Linked DNA regions of Homo sapiens: region 1 is linked to region 2. A link is a contact called in ENCODE Hi-C data. All regions are on one chromosome and are shown on one strand. Each heading gives the region's core, a stretch centred on a gene start or an enhancer-like site at or near the end of the contact. The rest is flanking DNA. Distances are from core to core; before and after follow the strand shown. Region 1 overlaps TMPRSS4 (transmembrane serine protease 4). Region 2 has its middle 11 kb from the start of DSCAML1.

What was found. A loop is a pair of places that touch in the nucleus more often than their neighbours do. Pooled maps may share reads with other maps.
Region 1: a map with no recorded cell type shows a loop between it and region 2 (2.4-fold over the local background). The contact joins two enhancer-like sites. A Hi-C loop is called at or near these places in 5 of 37 single-sample maps with no recorded cell type and 3 of 50 pooled maps.

The regions. Positions count from the first base shown.
Region 1 is chr11:118,107,407-118,114,608 of GRCh38, forward strand. It overlaps TMPRSS4 (transmembrane serine protease 4), which reads left to right. Exons shown (of 13, transcript NM_019894.4): 6 at 368-469; 7 at 1,450-1,490; 8 at 4,335-4,494; 9 at 5,863-6,029. Among named protein-coding and RNA genes, the nearest start is that of SMIM35, 24 kb to the left of the region's middle. Within about 2 kb of position 2,077, at least 2 of the 41 ENCODE cell types and tissues checked have a DNase peak (open chromatin) inside an H3K27ac peak, as active enhancers do.
Region 2 is chr11:117,804,851-117,811,374 of GRCh38, forward strand. It overlaps a transcript of DSCAML1 not described here. Among named protein-coding and RNA genes, the nearest start is that of DSCAML1, 11 kb to the left of the region's middle. RefSeq lists enhancers at 4,556-4,625, 4,676-4,725. Within about 2 kb of position 4,886, at least 9 of the 41 ENCODE cell types and tissues checked have a DNase peak (open chromatin) inside an H3K27ac peak, as active enhancers do.

The DNA.
Region 1 (7,202 bases), core at 827-3,326, 300 kb after region 2:
TTGTTTCCCTGCTGTGAACCAGAAGACATTGCTGGGATATTTGAAATAGGGACAGAGCTGGGAATATGGAAAGGAGACCCCTAACATTTCTCCAGGGCTCTGGGTTCTGGATTTGGATTCCCCACCCAAGAAAGCAAGTTACATCAGCAATGCACTGAGGGTTGAGTCCTGGGATGCCAAGGGTCGGTTCTTTATTGTATAGCAAAGCAGGCCCCATCTTCACTGACTAAGACCATCTCCACTCCCTGGCCACTCCCCACCAAGCATTCTCTGCCACTCTTTCTCCTGAAAGTGGGGGCCAACTCTACCATCTTGTTCTAACCCCCTGCCCCAGCTCACAACTCTCTCTCCCTCTTGATGTGAGCAGCAAACCCACTTTCAGAGCTGTGGAGATTGGCCCAGACCAGGATCTGGATGTTGTTGAAATCACAGAAAACAGCCAGGAGCTTCGCATGCGGAACTCAAGTGGGTAAGTGAGGGGACACCTTCTGGCCTACAGAAGGCCCCCACATGGACGCTGCTCTTCAGGTTGCAACCAGCTCACCTGGAACCCCAAGCAGCCAGGGGAATGTAAGCAGACATCAGGAAGAACTCCTAGCCAGATGGATCATTCAATGCCAAGAGCTATAGACTCACATTTTGGAGAGGTTTTCTGTGTTGACTTGTTTTTAATACAATGGACAGCTGGACAAAGTGTGTTGTCCTACTCAGAGCCAGAGGGATGGATAATGTGACCTTTCCATCAATCTGGATAGTAAATAGTTTTTGCTACTGCTGTAGGTTTTCTAATAAATTGCCCAATAGGCAAGATTCCAAAGTCACTTTGTCCTTCCCTACCACTTACCCAGCCAGAGCTCCCCACCTTCTTGATGCTCCAGGGAAGAGGCTCCATGGCCCTTGTGGGTGGCCTGTTCCTGAGCCTCGCCACCCTGTGTTAGAGCAGAGCATCCAGATGAAATCTGTCACACTGTGGCAAAGTGGCTCAGAGAGGAGGCTGGCTTCCTAGCATTCAGGGACGTTGCTGAGGGCCGCTTATTCACCGAAAATAAATCTTGAAAAGGACAGGGCTGGTAGCAGAATGATCCTTTACCTAAAATTCTATCAAAATCCCATTCTTCCATTTGGAAAGCCCACAGTGTCACAGACTCTGTTCCGGGCTCTGTCCTCTTCCCTCTTGGGTCCCAGGAGCCCAGGCTGGGCTTTGAAGCAGGCAGGGCCCAGCACACAGTAGGTACTCAGCAGTGGGGGTGTTGAATCCAATCAAACGGAAGTGTCAATGCAGGAAATGCAATGGATGTCAATGCAGTCTCCAAATGTTCCCCACTGTGCAGCTTCCACATTCCCGAGGTATTGGGAGGGGACTTGAATTAACAGCTTCGGGAGGCCTGAGTCCCTGCCTCCCAGCTGAGGAAGAAGCTTAAATCACAGGGCGCTGTGTCTGTCTTCCAGGCCCTGTCTCTCAGGCTCCCTGGTCTCCCTGCACTGTCTTGGTGAGTACCCCCAATCTCTGAGGGTTTGGGGCCTGGGCCAGCAATGAGCAGGGAGGAAGACCTTCATCTTCACTCCTAAATTTCTGGGACTCCAAGTTTCATTCTGCCTTGGTCTACAGCCCTTGGGCTTGTCGGTCAATGCCCCCTCGAGTTGTTGGTGGCCTTGGGCAGGTCACATTCTTTTTCTGGGTCTTTCCAAGCCCCAGTTTCCCCCTTCTACCATCTGTGCATGGCTCCATGACCTAAGTGGAGACCTGGGAGAGAGTGTTAGGAAGACCGAAAAGGGCAGGACGGGGCCTCCACTGCCTCCCATCCCTGGTCCGGGCCCACATAGCCTTCTTTGTCACAATCAGCTCAGGTATCCAAGATCAGATTACCCACATTCATTATTTGAGCAACTATTCATTGAACAGTTAGAATATGTCTCACTCTGTCAGTTGCTGGCTAGAAGTAGAAAGTACCAGATGAGTGAAATAATTGGCCACTATCCTTGGTAGCTGATGACTAAGTAAGAGAGAGATGCAAGACAACATGTGGAAAATGCCAAACTGAGTAGCAGTCACAGTTGACATGCTGCAGAGAGAGCTGGCCGGGGGTCAGAAGACCTGGGCACCAGTCCTGTTCATTTCCAGTGTGGCCTCGAGTCATTCACCTGACCTCCCTGAAGTTCATTTTCCCAAGAAGTTGTTTAGTCCAACTGCCCATCAAGGATCTTTAGGGACCCTTCTAGCTCTAACAGAGGAGATCAGAAAAGAAAACAAGCAATGTGGCTCAGCTCATCCTACAAGCTTCATAGAGAACTGAGACTGGCCTGGAAGCATAGCCAGAAATTAGAACGCCTAAGGGAAGAAGGTCACAACGCTGCCTCTGCAATTTAGGAGTGTATATGCTTTCCTGCAGGATGTTGAGAGTTTCATTCATTATCGTATGCCCCCTACCCCGGCCCCACAATACCTAGTGCGTGGGATCTGACACGTGGTGGCTGGTCAATGAATGAATGAATGAATGGTCACACCATCTGAGGTTCTGCACTGAGTAGCCCTGAAGGCTTGAAGCAGCATAAGTGACAGGTCCTCCCTTGAGGGGCCTCTGTTTTACCAATAAGCCAAGACCTAAGCTCAACAACACTGAAAGGGTGGCCAATACCCAGGACAGCCTGTGGGAATTCCAGAGAAAGGGAGATTCCCAGGGACTGGGGGCCCAGGCTAAACACTGAAAAATGCATCTGTAGGCTCAAGGAGGAAAAGCCCATGTCTGTCTGTCTTGCCCACCACTCTCTCCCAGCACCCAGCACTGCCCCAGGACAGAGAGCACTTGACACAAGTTGGTTAGATTAATGAATGATTTAGAGTTCAGTGGTCCCCAACCTTTTTGGCACAAGAGACTGGTTGCATGGAAGACAATTTTTCCGCAAACCAAGAGGGGGATAGAGAGCATTAGATTCTCTCTTTTTTTTTTTTTTGAGACCAAGTCTGGCTCTTGTCACTCAGCCTGGAGTAAAGTGTTGCGATCTCGGCTCACTGCAACCTCCGCCTCCTGGATTCAAGCGATTCTCCTGCCTCAGCCCCCTAAATAGCTGGGATTACAGGCACCCGTCACCAGCCCAGCTGGGACTATAGGCATGTGCCACCATGCCCGGCTAATTTTTGTATTTTTAGTAGAGACGGCGTTTCACCATGTTGGCCAGGCTAGTCTCGAACTCCTGACCTCAGGTGATCTGCCCGCCTGAGCCTCCCAAAGTGCTGGGATTACAGGCATGAGCTGCCTCACCCAGCCTAAAGTCTCATAAGGAACGTACAGCATAGATCCCTCACATGTGCAGTTCACAATAAGGTTGTGCTCCTACAAGAATCTAACGCCACCTCTGATCTGACAGGAGGTGAAGCTCAGGTGGTCATGCTCGCTTGTCCCTGCCACTCACTTCCTAATGTACAGCCAGGTTCCTAACAGGCCACGAACCAGTGGGAAGGGCATCTTTTTGGATCAAAAACAGAATTACTTTTTAGAGAACTACAAGCAGATCAATTTGGCTAGACAGAGACTTTATATGAAACAGCAGGAGGCTGCTAGGAGGAGTGGAAACTCTACTTTGCCCTCAAGGGAGATCCCGAAGGGCTTTGCAGGAGCGGGCAAGGTGGCATGAAGAAAGCAGTGTTTGAAATCAGGTGGTATTTGAAAAGCCCAGCCCTTCCCCTTAGAATGGCCCTTCTACCATCTGTGCATGGCTCCACAACCGTGGTGGTGGCTGCCAGAAGAATTGGAAAGGCAGAGCATGGGTGGAGAGGGGGGACCTGAGGGCTTTACAGGAGTTCCGGGGGTGGTGAGGGTGTGAAAGCCAGGTCAGTCAGTAGGAAGACAGGATGTCAGATTGAGAGACTCCCCTGGCCGGGGAAACAGACTTGGAGAAGGGGGAGTTTTGGATGAGACAGTCCACTTCCGAGTCACAAAATAGCTTGTGGGTGTCTGTTTACTGTTACTCAGTGGGAGTGGCTGGGGACACGCCACCTGGGCAGGGCTTTCGTAATTCTGCATCACTTGTGAAGGTCACAGATTCCCAGCACAACGGACACACCCATGTTCATAGTCTGAACTCCTAAACACATCTTAAACCAAAATAAAAAAAAAAGAAAGAAAGAAAGAAAAAGGAGAGGGAGGTTTGAGGAAAGCCTATGGTCTGGGACACTCAATACCTCCCATGAATATCTCATATTGGGCTGGTCCTCTCTCCACTCTGGCCCCAGCCATAAGGGCCCTGCTTAGAGCAGATTTTGGGTGCTGAGTGGAGGCAGCCTCATCCCCAACAGCCTGACTTCCTGCCTCCTCCCTGCCTCTGCCTGTGTCCAGCCTGTGGGAAGAGCCTGAAGACCCCCCGTGTGGTGGGTGTGGAGGAGGCCTCTGTGGATTCTTGGCCTTGGCAGGTCAGCATCCAGTACGACAAACAGCACGTCTGTGGAGGGAGCATCCTGGACCCCCACTGGGTCCTCACGGCAGCCCACTGCTTCAGGTAAGACCCCAGCTGTAAGGAGGTCTCTGGGGACCAAGGCCAGTCAGGGACCAGAGAGCTTGGGGTCCTGTCTCCTGGCACCGTCCTTCTCTTCACTCTCCCACTAGAGACGTTTTCCAGGTTGTGGTGGCCCCAATGAGACAATGGCCATGATGCCCTTTGTTAGGCTTTTGGGTGTCTGAGCAGAGGGTGCTGGTCACCAAGCATGGCCTCTTCCTGGTGGGACACCAGCAGATACCCAGAGTCCTCACCCCACCCCCATATCGTTCAAGCTACAAAAGCTCTTCCCACCTGCCTCAACTTCCAAGAACTCACTCTCTTTTTGCTTGTTTCCAGGAAGTTGTTCCAGGGTCTAGAGTCATAGCCACGTCCTCATTATGTCTGGAAACTTTAAAAAAATTAAAGAGCATAGGTTCCTTTCAGTCCACAGAGAAGCCTGGCCTTACCTCAGGGAAGGGCTACTCCCAGACCCCCTTCACTTTTTTTTTTTTTTTTTTTTTTTTTTTTTTTGAGACAGAGTCTTGCTCTGTTGCTTAGGCTGGAGCGCAGCAGCATGATCTTGGCTCACTGCAACCTCCGCCTCCTGAGTTCAAGCAATTCTCCTGCCTCAGCTTCCCAAGTAGCTGGGACTATAGGCATGGGCCACCATGCCCGGCTAATTTTTGTATTTTTGGTAGAGACAGGGTTTCACCATGTTGGCCAGGCTGATCTCTAACTCCTGACCTCAAGTGATCTGCCCACCTCAGCCTCCCAAACTGCTGGGATTACAGGCATGAGCCAGGGCATCCGGCTTTTATTTATTCATTCATTCAATATCTAATGAGCACCTACCAGGTACCAAACACCAGATGATGCGCCCAAGTTCATTAGACCCCACCGCTGTCTTCAAGGCACTCATGATCTAGGCCAGCGTTTTTTAACCACTTTTTTTTTTTTTTTTTTTGAGATTCTGGTGAGAGCTATAAATTCTTTCCTGGAAAAACATCTCTGCACACTAAGCTGTGCCTGGCATTGGGAAAAAGAAAGCACGTAATGTAACTGACAGCATGAGTAACACAGTGAGAAAGGTTGGAGGAGAGAGCGCCAGGACCTCAGAACTCAGGCATTAGAGGAGCCCCTTCCCCAGCCCTCCTTGAGGTTTCGTTGGGCAGGTTTCACTGAGGAAAAAGGGTCAAATCCCTTTTTCGAATTTGACTTCTTGTAAGTGCCAGAAGACTGCCCCTTCTCCACCATCCCTGCCTCACCATCATCTTTCCTCCCAAGGCAGTGACATCCAGCACCCCGATCCCTAGGGCCCTGGGGACCCAGCCTTTGGCAAAGTCTCCTCAGGCTTGGATCAGGCCTGAACCCAGCTGTCTCTACCCCCAGGAAACATACCGATGTGTTCAACTGGAAGGTGCGGGCAGGCTCAGACAAACTGGGCAGCTTCCCATCCCTGGCTGTGGCCAAGATCATCATCATTGAATTCAACCCCATGTACCCCAAAGACAATGACATCGCCCTCATGAAGCTGCAGTTCCCACTCACTTTCTCAGGTGAGAAGCAGGGCCCAAGGCCACTCAAGCCTCTTACATCAGTTTTCACGCCCACTCTGCTATTAGCTCACTGACCGCCCTTGGCACATAATGTCTCCTCTCAAGTCCTCAGCTTGCCCATTTGTCTCTAATACGTCAGCCTAACATCACTGATGCCATGAGGCCTCCTCAAGCTGTCAGCTAACACCTCCACTCCATTCCCTGCCAGAGATTCTTCCAAGGCCTGTCTTCCCTATGTGGAGCCCCTCGAGTGAGAACTGGAGTTTCATCCAATCTTGGAGTTTTAGGAGACCTTTTAAAAAGATTATCGAGCTAATTCCCCACCACTGACCAACACGCAAGAGCCTGCTCAGTATCCCTGCCAAGGAGTCATTGTGCCCCTGTTTGCTCTCCTCCAGGGGCAGGGAACCCATTACCTGTGAGGCAGCCCACAGAGTCTTTGAACAGCTCTGTTGGATGCCTTGTGCTTATACTGAAATGTATTTAGATCAGGATTCCCAACTGTGGGGTCCACAAGACACTGGCCCCTTGGAGAAGAGAGGATTCCATTGTCAAATAAGTTTGGGGAACATTTTCATACTACAGCTCCCTTCTTGGAACACATTAGTTTATTAAAGGTAGGAGAAGTTTTTAAAATAATCTGTTTTATTGCGTTTAACCTACATTTTTTAAATTTATTTGACCACAGAATCCTTTTTTCATGCTACTTCTATTAGCATCCCATAGAACAAGTGTTCTAGAGACCCTGGTGTGACCCCTTTCAGAGAGCTTAACTGCCAGGCTCTCCTGAGCCCTGGTGTGTGTTTCAAGATTTGTGCCTGGGAATTGTTTTAATCAGGTATGGCAAGGTGACAGATACAGACACAGCTATCTTTGAAAGAAGAGTTTATTATTTATAATTCCTGAGAGAAAGGGACATACCCCACCCCCCAACACAGGGACACCCGGGGAAGCAGCTGGGTCCACCAGGAGGCAGGAGTGAGGGGAAGGCATGGCCCAGAGCCACCTGTGGCTTCCATGGGCAGGTCTGGCCAAGGTAGGGTAGGCAAGATTGAGCATGCTCAGGATTGGATAGTGTGGACAATTCTCTAGGCTATAGATGTCAGCCTCTGGTTGTCTAGTATCTGTCCCTGGGGTGATTTAGGGCAGGGAAAATATTGGCTTGGTGTCTGA
Region 2 (6,524 bases), core at 3,636-6,135:
GCCTGGGAGGCTGAGGATGTTAGTGAGCTGTGATTGTACCACTGTGCTCCAGACTGGGTGACAGACTCTGTCTCATAAAAGAAAAAAAAAATCTCTCTTAAAACAGAATAGACTCATGAATCCGGATGAGGTCTGAGCAGCTCCAGTCCAGCGCCATCACCCCCTCAGTAGGTAGCTGATCTTCTCTTACTGTTGTCCAATGTTTTGTTGGATTTCCTGGGCTGACATGCCAATCACTCTGGACCACTATCCCACGAACTTCTACTGAACTGGCCTCCTTGGCCTGTAATCCTGATGTGGATTATTTGAGAGAAAACATGATCCCATTCATCATTTGGTGAAAGTTGGGAAATGGGGTGTTGCCTGGGTCAAATGGCACTTACTTACACAATGGGTGACTCAGAATGTCATCTAAGGTCCTAGCCCAGCCCCAGTGAGGGTGGCAGAGCTCAGCTAAGAATGCAGCAATAAGGTTCCCATTTCAGGCCACAATGACATTGAAACCCAGCATCTTTACCAAACTTGACCTTATTTTTGATAAATCCAGCAGAAAACAGAAAAAGATCTAACATAGCATTTCACAAGTGTTTCATGAGAAGGTAATAGGTAAGGTGCAAAAACTGATCTATGGTCAAATAGGTTTGGAAAACAGTGGAATAATCAAAGGTAAATAGGTTTTTGTGGGAGTTGTTTTTGTTTTTGTTTTTTACTGCAGGCTTTAACACGCTGGTGGGCATTGTCAATCTCCAAGTGCTACAGTATGAGGTTTTGGGGGATCCATTTCCCACTTCTCCTGGTTAAAAACTCTGTTCTTTCACTGTTTCTGGTCCACACCTGGCCTAAAGGAAGTACATTTTGTTGGTTTACTCATTCTTTTGGCAACTCTGTGCCCAGCCCCTGTGCAAGGAGTTCCCCGATCCCTGGAAAGTCTAGCACAGAGTCCCTGCCCTCAGGAAGCTTGCATTCCAGTGGAGTAGAAGATGTTTAAAGAGCAACACAGGGAAGCCTACATGCTCAGAGTCAGCAGGTCAGAGTGTGAAGGGACCTGGGGAGCATCTCCTGCAAGTGCCTAGGAAACAGTGGCTGGCAGGTGAAGGGCGTCCCAGGTCACATGGCAGAGTCAGGGCTTAGGTCCAGGGCTCCTGACCGCCTGGCCTGCGCTCAGCTAAGTGGTGTTTACCTCCCTCCTAGGCCCTGTTGCCTTCAGACTCTTGCCCACCTTGTTCACCACTCCATCCTCAGTACCCAAGGCAGGTCTTTGATGACTGTTTGTCGAATGAAGCTATGATGATGTGGCTGGGTTGGATGATCTTTACAGTCTCACCTAGGGCAAGGGGTTCGATAAGTCTGTGAAGAGAGCTGCTTAAGCTCAGAGAAAGGAGTGGTCAGTAAAAACCAAGGTAGGATGTGAGTTGGGCTTGAGCAATGGGAAGGATATGCAGAGAGGCAGGGAAAAGGCCTCCCTGCAGGGGCTCAGGAAAGCCTGACTCTATGGTGTGTCTACCCATCTGAGACACCCACACATCTGGCACATGGCAGTTCAGAGCTGTGTCCTCAAAGACTCATCGGTCCAAACTCTGAGCTGAACTGGCGGGCTAATTGTTTGTCTGCATCAGCCAAAGTAGCTTCTTCTTTTGGCAAATCATAATCAGAGTCCTGGACTCCTACTAATAACAATGATTATAATTGAGCACTTGCTGTGGGCCCAGCACTATGCTAATTACTCCAGATGCATAATCTCCAAACAACCCTATAAGACTGGTATGATTATTATCATCCCCATTTTACAGACAGTGAAACTGAGACATAGAGAAATTAACTAAGTTGTCCAATTCACGCAGCGTCAGATGCTCAAGGCAGTCTAATTTCAAACTCATCATTCTATGTATTGACTTTGGTGGTGGTGGTAGTGTTACTGCTGTTACATTTTTTAAAGTTTGAACATGGAAAATTTCAAGAATATACAAAAGTGGGGAGAACAGTATAACGAATTATTATGCACTCATTTCCCAGATGCTACAAGAGTTGACTCATGGCCAGTTTTTTGTTTCATCTATGCTCCCCTCCCATCACCATGAATTTTTCTGAAGCAAATTTCTTGTGTTACATAATTTCATCCATTGATCATTTTGTGTGCATCTCTCAAGGATGAGGCCAAATCCTCTTTCTCAATCACAATACTTTTTGCCTCCTGACTGAGAAGTTCCTTGGCCGGGGCACCCGCTTCCCCCAAGCCACACGCCAGATTTCAGGCTAGCCACTTCCCCACACAGTGGGCACAGAGGCAACAGGCTCAGCGGGTAGCCTGTCCCCAGCTCCTCACCACACAGCCTGACCAAATGGCATCTCTCTGCCTCCTCAGAGTGAATTTTTATCGCTGAAGCCCCTGCCATCAGTCTAGTTGCTCTGCAGATGGGGAACTGGATGTGGTGGTCTGCCTGGTGGGGTTGTTGACACAAGGATGAGTCTTTCTTGACCAGGCCTGTCCTAGGCTCCAACCCTGGCCTTGCCCCAAATCCCAGTACCTACTTCAGAATGATTTGGGGGGTGGGAGATCTCCTCTGCCTGGGAGGAAATGACTCCCCACTCCGCCCAGCCTAAGAGCAAGAAGGGATGAGATGGAGCCAAGAACCTGGAGTCAGAGATTCACCGCACTTCTCATGAGCTGGGAGGACCAAGTCTCACCTTTTTGGTCTGTGGAAGTGGGAACAGAACACCGACCCTGCAGCGTGGCTGTGAATGTCTAAGGAGATGGGCAAGTTTTCTCCGCAGAGTTGTTTAGCTAGAGAAGGTCACAGTACCTGCCATGGCCAGCAGGTGTCGCCCAAAGACTGAGTATGAGAAACCTTTGGGCGGGATGGGGGCTCCTCCATGGAGATTATCTTTCAATATTAGATACAGCTGGACTTGGAAGAAGTGGAAGAAAATTCAGCCTGAAGGGTTTCTCCTTTGAAAACTCAGTCTGGTTCTGGCTTTCGTCGGAGTTAAAAATTGGAGCTTTGCAGTTTTCACCCAGGCTAGAGTGCAAAGGCGTGGTCTCGGCTCACTGCAACCTCCACCTCCTGGGTTCAAATGATTCTCCCACCTCAGCCTCCCGAGTAGCTGGGACTACAGGTGCATGCCACCACACCCAGCTAATTTTTGCATTTTTAGTAGAGATGGGGTTTCACTTTGTAGGCCAGGCTGGTCCTGAACTCCTGACCTCGTGATCCGCCCGCCTAGGCTTCCCAAAGTGGTGCGATTACAGGCGTGAGCTACCGCGCCCGGCCTGCAGTTTTCAAAGTATGCTCACATGAAGATACCACAGCAAGACAGACATCAATATCCGCATGTTACAGATGAGGAAATTGAGGCTTCAGAAAGAGAGTGACTTGCTAAAAATTATGCAGGCACTAAATGACAGAGCCATTAAGTGACAAAATATAGAATTAGAAGGCCTTCGGACTCTATATTCTGGGCAATCTGCCGACACATTCCTATGGGTCAAACCTTTAGGAGGAGTCCTGAGACCATGGCTGGGCTGTCCCTGCCCCTCTGGAAAAGATAATAGGCGCATGCCCGAAGCCCCTGGCATGCGACATGCTATCCCCTGAGAGCATTTGCCATCTCTGGGTCTCAGTGGCTCCGAAACCACACAACTACACATGCACACAGGCACAGGTGAGGTGAAGGAGAGAGAGATCCCAGACTACAGAATCCGGGATCTGTATTTTCTGTTTCCCAGTATTTGGATGTAAGAAGCTTAGCATAGGTCTTGGGGCTGGCATTTGGGAAATCCTGAACTAGAAGATAAACTAGAAGGTTTATGTTCTGTAGTTTCATAAACACTATCCACTTAAGCTTGTCAAAAACACTAATACAGTGTCTGGCACATACTTGATAGTCAACAAAAATTTGCTGAATAATAAATGGCTGAAAAACACGCAATCACCCAGCCCAGCAGAAGCCTTGGTGAACACTGCTTCATCCCTCACCCACTTTACATGTTCGCAGCACTTTGTGGCGTACATATCTCATTTACACACATGATCTCGTTCAATCTCTTTAATGAGTTGGATATCACAAACCCCATCTCACAGATGAGAAAACTGAGGCTCCGAGACACTAAAGGACTTCCCCAGGGCTGCCCAGGTGGTCAGTGACCGAGCCAAGCTCACGCCCACGCCTGTCTACCCTGCTCTAGCAGCTCCGTCACTGCCCCGCCCCTGCTTCATATCATTTCCACTGCGAAGCTTGAGAGGAGGAAAAATCCATCCAGAGAGAATGAATCTTCCAGATCCGTTGGGAATGCCTCAGATTTAGGAGAGGCGACCTCAGGAGTTTGCCCTGAGACCCCAGGCTCAGGAGAAGTCTTGCCTCATTTGGCGAAGGGGCTCAGTGCAGACCTCCAGGGTGGGGCAGGTCCTGGGAGGCCAGCTGCCGCGTCTGCACTCCTGGAAAGTGCAGTGTGGGAAGGGTGGGAGCTGTGGGAAGGGAGGGGAGCCCTCCTCCCCGCTGTGCCTGACTCCTTGGGCGTGGCTCTGATGGCTGGAGAGGACAACCCGCCTCCCTGGCCCACTACTGGATGTGTCTCTGCGGTCCTCCGCGGAAGGAAGCTCCAGGCCTCCGCACTGGGAACCTGGTGTCTGCCTCCCCCTAGTGCCACAGGACAGGATGGTGGCGCCGCAGGCTGCTGTGCAGTACAACATAGACGGCGGCCACTCAAATTCTCCACTACACAGGTCCTGCCCTTCACCCCAGTCATGTCTCGCAGTGAAGCCGGAGGCTGGGCTCACTCCCTGCCCCAGCCTGTGTCCTTGCCAGCCTCTAAGAACTACTGGAGGGGACCAATGGTGTCCTCCAAAACAGACCTCTGATTCTCAGCTGAGGAGGCTGAATCGCCGCGCAGCGCTCCAGATGCTAGGTCCACCCACGCAACCCTCCTGGGTTGCTCTGCTCCTCCCCAGTTCCAGCTCAACTAGCAACGCACAACACACACAAACTCACACAGTCACATACACACTCACACTCACTTACACATTCACATACTCTTACACACACACACCCACACACTCACACACACATTCACACATTCACACACACGCATATTCACATACACACATTCACACACTCACACATTCACACACACTCATACACACATTCACATACACACATTCCCACACTCACACATATTCAAATATTTTCACACACATTCACACTCACACACATTCACACACTCACTTACACATTCGCACACACATACACACATTCACATACATACATATTCACATTTCAATCTTGGCGCCACACTTCAATCTCTCCCTTCTCTTAATTTCAATTCCTTTCATTTTCTGATAGAGACAAAGGAGACACGTGGACCCAAAACTCCGTGGACCCAAACTCCGTGGACCCAAAACTCCGTGGACTCAAAACTCCAGCGCCCTCTGGGGGAGGGGCAAGTACCCCTCAACCCCTTCTCCTTCACCCTTAGTGGCAAGTCCCGCTTTTCTAGGGGGCAAGAACCCCCAATCCCTTATTTCCGCACCCCGACCTCTTATCTCTGTGTCCCAATCCCTTATTTCCGCACCCCGACCTCTTATCTCTGTGCCCCAATCCCTTATTTCCGTGCCCCAACCCTTTCTCTGCTTTTCTGGAGGGCAAGAAACCCCCACCCCCTTCTCCGTATCTCTACTCTTTTCTCTAGGCTTGCCTCCTTCACTATGGGCAAGCTTCCACCTTCCATTCCTCCTTCTTCTCCCTTAGCCTGTATCCTTAAGAACTTAAAACCTCTTCAACTCTCACCTGACCTAAAATCAAAGTGTCTTATTTTCTTCTGCAATGCCGCTTGACCCCAATACAAACTCGACAGTAGTTCCAAATAGCCGGAAAACAGCTCTTTCAATTTTTCCATCCTACAAGAGCTAAATAATTCTTGTCGTAAAATGGGCAAATGATCTGAGGTGCCTGACGTCCACGCATTCTTTTACACATCAGTCCCTTCCTAGTCTCTGTGCCCAGTGCAACTCGTCCCAAATCTTCCTTCTTTCCCTCCCGCCTGTCCCCTCAGTCCCAACCCCAAGCGTCGCTGAGTCTTTCTAATCTTCCTTTTCTACAGACCCATCTGACCTCTCCCCTCCTCGCCAGACCAAGCTAGGTCCCATTTCTTCCTCAGCCTCCGCTCCTCCACCCTGTAATCTTTTTATCGCCTCTCCTCCTCACACCCGGTCTGACTTACAGTTTCGTTCTGTGACTAGCCCTCCCCCACCTGCCCAGCAATTTACTCTTAAAAAGGTGGCTGGAGCTAAAGGCATAGTCAAGGTTAATGCTCCTTTTTCTTTATCCCAAATCAGATAGCGTTTAGGCTCTTTTTCATCAAATATAAAACCCCAGCCGAGTTCATGGCTCGTTCGGCAGCAACCCTGAGAAGCTTTACAGCCCTAGACCCTAAAAGGTCAAAAGGCCATCTTATTCTCAATATACATTTTATTACCCAATCTGCTCCCGACATTAAATAAAACTCCAAAAATTAGAATCTGGCCCTCAAA